Linked DNA regions of Mus musculus: region 1 is linked to region 2. A link is a contact called in ENCODE Hi-C or POLR2A ChIA-PET data. All regions are on one chromosome and are shown on one strand. Each heading gives the region's core, a stretch centred on a gene start or an enhancer-like site at or near the end of the contact. The rest is flanking DNA. Distances are from core to core; before and after follow the strand shown.

Region 1 (2,870 bases), core at 268-2,767, 250 kb after region 2:
GGATGTTTATTCGTTCACTTACTTATTTACTCTAGTCATTAAATATAAAGGGCTAATCGTGATTAAGATGGCCAATTCATATTTAAATAATAGAAAAATAACTGTGTGTGGTGGCGCATACCTAAAATCCCAACACCTTGAAGGCTAAGGCCACTCAAGGCCAACCTAGGCTAGATAGTATAGTGAGTTTTAGGCCAGGCAGGGCTACACAGCAAGACCTCACCTCAGACAACAAAACAAAACAAACAAAAGTAGAAAAACAATTTAATTTCCTTTCTTTAAAAATCATAAAGACAAAAGAGAAAGTTGTAGAACCCTAACACTTTCCTGGCGTGGTGCCACATGCTATAGTCCCAGCTGCTCAGAGAGCTCAGAGGGCAGGAGGGTGGCTTGACCCTGAGTTTGAGACCATGAAGGGCGGCATAATGAGATGTTGTGTTTAAATCAGTGATTCTCAACCTTCCCGATGCTGAGACCCTTTAAAAGAGTTCCTCATGTTATGGTAATCCCTGGCCATAGAATTATTTTCCTTGCTATTTCATAACCATAATTTTGCTATTGTTGTGAATTGCAATGTAAAGATCTGATATGTTACCTCCGCAAAGGGTCTCAACCCACAGGTTGAGAACTGTTGATCTAAATGAGTTCTGTCTGGACCTAGTTCCTCATCTCCAAGCTCTCTTCCAGTTTAAACCTTGTGATTGAGAATGTGATTGTCATTCTTGGTGGTCATCTTGACAGGATTTAGAATCACCATGGGAACAAATGTCTGGCCATGTCTACAAGGCGTTTTCCAGACATGGTTAATTAAGGTAGAAAGGCTACCTGAAGTGTGGACTGGGTTCCCGGTGAATAAAAGGGAGAAAAGAAGATGAACAGCAGTGTTCGTCCCCCTCTGCTTCCTGACTGTGGATGCAACATGACCAGCTGCCTCCTGCCACCATGAAGGACTGTGTCCTGTTGAACTGGGAGCCTCCCCCCCTCTTAAGTTGCTTCTTGCCAGGTGTTACAACACAAGTAACTGAGCAATATAGATGGAAGTAACTAATACTAACCCTTCCTTCCTCTGCCTTATTAATATACTTTAACAATTTATTTTTTCTTTTCTTAGTTTTAAAATTCATAACATATGTGCTCCCTGGGTGTAGACTGCATTCTTTATTCATGAGTGGGCAGCTGAGTAAACATAATTACATTCCAGGAATCCCAGGAATTGGACGGAGGTCACACCAGTTTGCAGGCAACAGGCCTGGGCAGTTCCGTGGTGTGGTAGAAGATTTGCAGGCACACACCAGGCACTGGGTATGACTGTGGGCGTGAGACAGCTTGTCATGAAGTGGATGGAACGTGATGGGTATGATCAATACGTGGCACAAAGCTGGGGAGGATAGATGAAGAGACACTATGTCCTAGGACAGGTAGGGAGGACCTTTCAGTCCAGCAGCGCAGCTCACTGGCGTCTCTCTGCTCTCCCCGCCCCTCCCTTGTACTTCTGGATGATTTCCTTTAGTCTTTGGTTACCCTGCTCCACTACTATAAATAAGGAACTGAGTGGTTAAGCTAGCAGAGTATCTCCTCCCCCACTTCTCCTTTTTCATCTCAGTGTCCAAAGCTGAGCTTTAATCAAAGGCAGATGTGTAGAGGGAAACACCGACAAAGAAAACAAACATTCGGTTCCTGTGTTTTAGTCAGACTTAGCATTTCGGTGACAAAGTCCTGTAGAAAATAGCTCGGTGGAGAGAGGGTTTATTTTGACTCTTGGTTTCAGACGCTCAAGAGACAGGCAGAGAAGCATAAGAACAGAAGAGGTGTAGTGTGGTGTGGTGTGGTGTGTGTGTGTGTGTGTGTGTGTGTGTGTGTGTGTGTGTGTGTGTATTTTGGCAGAAGAGGCCTCTCACCTTATGAAAGGGAAGAGACTCAGCTTCCACAAACATGTCCCAGTGATCCACTCCGAACAACTGAGTCCTCTGAAAGGTCATCATCATTGATGTCGTCAAATCATGAACCACTAATAAACCTATCCATCAACTAGCTCAGAGCTGTCACGACTCAAACACTCCTCCAGAAACTTGAAAAAGAATTCTTCCTTTTTCTCCTCTCCTCTCCTCTCCTCTCCTCTCCTCTCCTCTCTCTGTCTCTGTCTGTCTCTCTCTCTCTCTCCCTCTCTCTTTCTTGTGTGCTCAAACTAACTACATCCCCAGGCAAAGTTTCTTTTCAGGTTTCATTATTTGATGACATCTCGTATCTAAAACCTTTCCTACAAATTGTCCTTTCTCATTGGTTGAGGTATCCAGCTACGGCAGGGGGCTTGCCTTGTCTAATATTCATGTCCTAACTTGTCAACTAGAATGTGACTTGTTTAACATTCATGTTTTAACTTGCCAACCAGGAAGTCAGTTACCCATGTACATGTCTCTTTCTGCTAAGTAGAACATCAGTTCCCACTTTACTCAACCCCTATTCAAAATGGAAGTCTTATTCCAAACACTTTCTTGAGGTTCTACGTTTCTTCCTGCCACTGGGGTATGGGAACACCGCTGGGCAGCTGAAATGCCTAGACACTAGACTGCATTTACCTTATGCCCACTGTCAGGCGCTAGGCTGGAGGGAAGCACCGATACACCACTTAGGGGCATGGGAAAACAGCCTAGAATGTGAGAGGCTAAATCTGGGGTTCCCAGAGTCCCTGGCTCCCAGTTGTTGCTGGAAATCACAGAGGAGTCAGAAATGGAGAGTTGGGGGCCCACAGCCTGGACCCAGGGCTCCAAACTCTTGGACATATAGATACCCTTGGGTCGAGGGGAATTGGGAATGGAAGAGGCCAGCAGGCTGAGGAGTCTGGGGCCTGGGGATGATGGAACTCTGGCTTA
Region 2 (3,257 bases), core at 595-3,094:
CCTGTGAAAGGTTCATTCCACCCTCTCAAGGGGTCTGGACCCACAGGTTGAAAACCACTGGATTACATTTGCATTCTAGATACCCGATTGTAATCCAGCTGGCTGGAATACTTTCATTTAGCTATAGACTGAGTGGTGTACCTCTGGTGGGCTTCCTGCAACAATAGAGACCCATGGAAAATAGTTTCCTGTATTTAAAGACTGTTGTAAGAAAAAACTAAATGCATCTAATTCAACAATCCAAGCCAGCAATTGCATCCTGACCTAATAAATATAATTACTTAACAAATTAACTTAAAACAGTTATTCCCTTTAAAAGAGATGTTAAAAGTGTCTGGCTAGCAGGTGCAATGGCTCATGCCTGTTATCTTTACTCTGAAGAAGCTGAGGCAGGAAGATTGCTAGCTGTGGACAATTCTGGGCTGCTACATAAGCCAAACAAAACATACACACACACACACACACACACACAAAACCCAAGAAGCAAGAGAAAAAAGATTTCCCTTCCTCAGTTACTTCGCATTTTAAAGACGTCAATTTGCCCAAATATTTGCAATATTAAAAGTTAAAAACTTCAAGTGTTCTCCCAGAAATAATTACTGCACTTCAAATCACTTTCAACGATTTAAACCTGGTAACATAAGCAAAGGAAACTACCTGTCAAAAACTAATTACCCAATAACACCACAAAAGAGAAAGTAACTTCCAACTACGGCATACAAAACACTTTGGAAGTCTATTTACTTTCTATCGTTTATCGAATCGCTCGAAATAAAATCTCCGAAAGCAGCAGACAACAAAACAACTTATCCCGGTTCCTTTGTCCCCTACGGAGGGGACAGAGAGGGAACTCATTAAGGTAAAAAGCCCGGAACGCACAAGATTCGAAACAGACGGCAGCCAATCTGCAATCAATCATCAAAGAAAATCCCCATCACTTCATCTCCATCCCTTCCTCCCCCCTCCGGCTCGCATAACCCGGGTGTACACGAGCTGATCCAGATCATATGCACCCGGACAAAGCTTTGCGGAGGAGCAGAGAGCAGCTAACTCGCCACAACCGTCAGAGCTCTGCAAAAGTGAGGGACCGCCGAGTCGCTCAGCCGGCGCGGGCCCATTTCACCCCCTCCCCAGCCGCGTGACAGCGGGTCGCGCCCGCCACCTCGCGGGCCCCTCTCACCTTGGGTGGCGAATGGCGAAGGACCACCGGCCGGGGAGCCCGGGGCGGGGGCGGGGGCGGGAGCGGGTGGAGGGGTCTCTGCCGAGCCCAGCGCGGGCGCCGTCAGCATGAGATAGCGCTGCGGCGCGGGCAAACAGCGCTGGCAGAACGAGTGCAGGCAGGGCAGCAGCTTGGGCACCCGGCTCTGGATGTTCTGGTGGCACACGGCGCAAGTGTCCAACAGGTTGAGCCGGGACGCCTCGCCGCCGCTCTCCGAGTCCGGGCCCTGCCGGCTCTCGGCCTCATTCTCCCCGCTCGGCGCCGCCGCTGCGGGGCCTCCGGCCGGAGCCGCTGCCGCCGCCGCCTTCTCCACAGCCACCTCCATTGTCCTGCGGCCGCCGCCGGGGAAGCGGGAGCGCGCTCACCGCCCGCCGCCCCCGACGACCTCCGCAGCCGCCGCCGCCTCCCGCTTCTCCGAGGCCGAACGGACTCGCGGAGGGAGCACAGGGAGGAAGCCACCTCCCGAGTGGCGCGGCCGGAAGACGCGGAGCTGTCAACGGGGACCGGTTCCCGCACCGCGACGCCGCCGCGCGGGCCGATAGGCAAACCGCCACCGAGACGCTCGATTCCGCCCAGCGCGCCCGCCCGTGCCTAGCAGCCTTTCTCTCGGGCCCCTTGGACCACCGCGGGCCCCGCCCCCACCTCCCTCTCCCAGCAACCGCGGCGACTGCGAGCCGAGCGCCATCCAATGACCGCCGCGCCTGCCCAGGGGGCGGGGTCTGCAGAAGCCCGCGAGGCTCGGACGGCCCCCGCGGGAGGTTGGGAGTGGGCGGGGCTAGCCCCGCCGGACGCGAGGACCGCGGCCGCTGATTGGCTCGCTGTGTGTGTGTCTCTCTTCTGTAGATTGTAAAGGAATCATTTGTTAAGGAGCCAGAGCAGGCATCGGGTTCCGCCCGCCGCTATGGCCCCGCCCAAGGGGCGGGGGCTCTGCCCAGTCTACCCAGCCTGATTAATTAAGAAACTGCTTGGAAAACTGCTTTTACTACTGGAGACTTAAATGGGTAAAGGAGTAAGATCGTGGGAGGGCCACGGGAGGATGAAGAAGTAAGTTACGTGCAAACGAGAAGAGACCCAAAACCGGGTTGTATGAGCCCACATTGTGTGAAAGGGGGAGTGTGCAGGCAGCTTTACTCTTTTTGTGGCCTGAATTTATCTCTGTGATGAATTAATGAGAATGATGTAAAGGGGGAGAAATTACAAATTTGTCGGAACTTTAAAAGACCTCAATGGAAAAGGGTGAAATTAATTTTGCTTCTTAAATGAATAAAAGCAGTTAATTTTTTTGAGGACTAAATAAATGATCTGCAAGTGTCCATAGTACCTGAATATTAAACTCTTAAAAAAAAAAAAAAGGCAGACGTGGTAGCACACACCTATACTAATACTCCAGAGGCAAAGGCAGGAAAATCACTACAAATTCAAAGTTATTCTAGGTTTTAGTCAGTGTAAAAGCCTGTCTCAAAAGGGGGGGGGGGGACCTCAATTCTGGTTTTAGAGTTTCAGTATTATATTTCATGTCTTCCTTCTCCCGTGCTTGTTACCGGAAATTCTGGGGAGTCCCATGGGAAGTGCCACCTGTTACTAGGGAAATCAGAGTCCCCTCTTGAGGTTCTTAGTCTCATTAATAAAAGAATTTAAGAAGAGCCTCAAAAGAAGCTGGAGGAAATTTTATTAGAGTTTAAAAGAAAAGAAAGAAAAAAACCAATGCAGGCAAGCTGTAAATCTCAGCAGCTGCCCAGAGGAAGATGGAGAAGTGGAAGAGATGCCATGCCATTTGTGTTAAACAGCCACATGGTTACAGCAGCCACATGGAGGGGAGCTTTAGAGAAAGAGTAAGGAAGCCGAAACTATCAGAGACTGTGTATTAGGCTAACACCCAAAAGAAAAGAGAAGACAAAGAGAAGGTTGGGAGTTTCTGAGACAGAATAGACAGAAATCCTGGAGAATCTCGTGGGGAATCTGGAACTACTGCACTATGGGCCAGGAATTTGGGGGAAGAACACTGTTTATTAAAGAGATTATTCCTCTGTGTCTTTAG

The links. A loop is a pair of places that touch in the nucleus more often than their neighbours do. ChIA-PET counts read pairs that join two places held with the same protein, here RNA polymerase II (POLR2A).
Region 1: a map of v-Abl transformed pro-B cells shows a loop between it and region 2 (1.9-fold over the local background). The contact joins the enhancer-like site here to the promoter of Trim24 in region 2. A Hi-C loop is called at or near these places in 2 of 37 maps with a recorded cell type or tissue (gastrocnemius and v-Abl transformed pro-B cells). POLR2A ChIA-PET finds 5 or more read pairs at or near these places in 1 of 5 experiments (embryonic stem cell).

What each region holds. Positions count from the first base shown.
Region 1 is chr6:37,616,243-37,619,112 of GRCm38, reverse strand. No RefSeq gene overlaps it. Among named protein-coding and RNA genes, the nearest start is that of Gm33429, 86 kb to the right of the region's middle. Within about 2 kb of position 1,517, at least 1 of the 3 ENCODE cell types and tissues checked has a DNase peak (open chromatin) inside an H3K27ac peak, as active enhancers do.
Region 2 is chr6:37,869,398-37,872,654 of GRCm38, reverse strand. Trim24 (tripartite motif-containing 24) reads right to left here and starts at 1,844. Exons shown (of 19, transcript NM_145076.4): 1 at 1,181-1,844. The coding sequence starts at 1,544.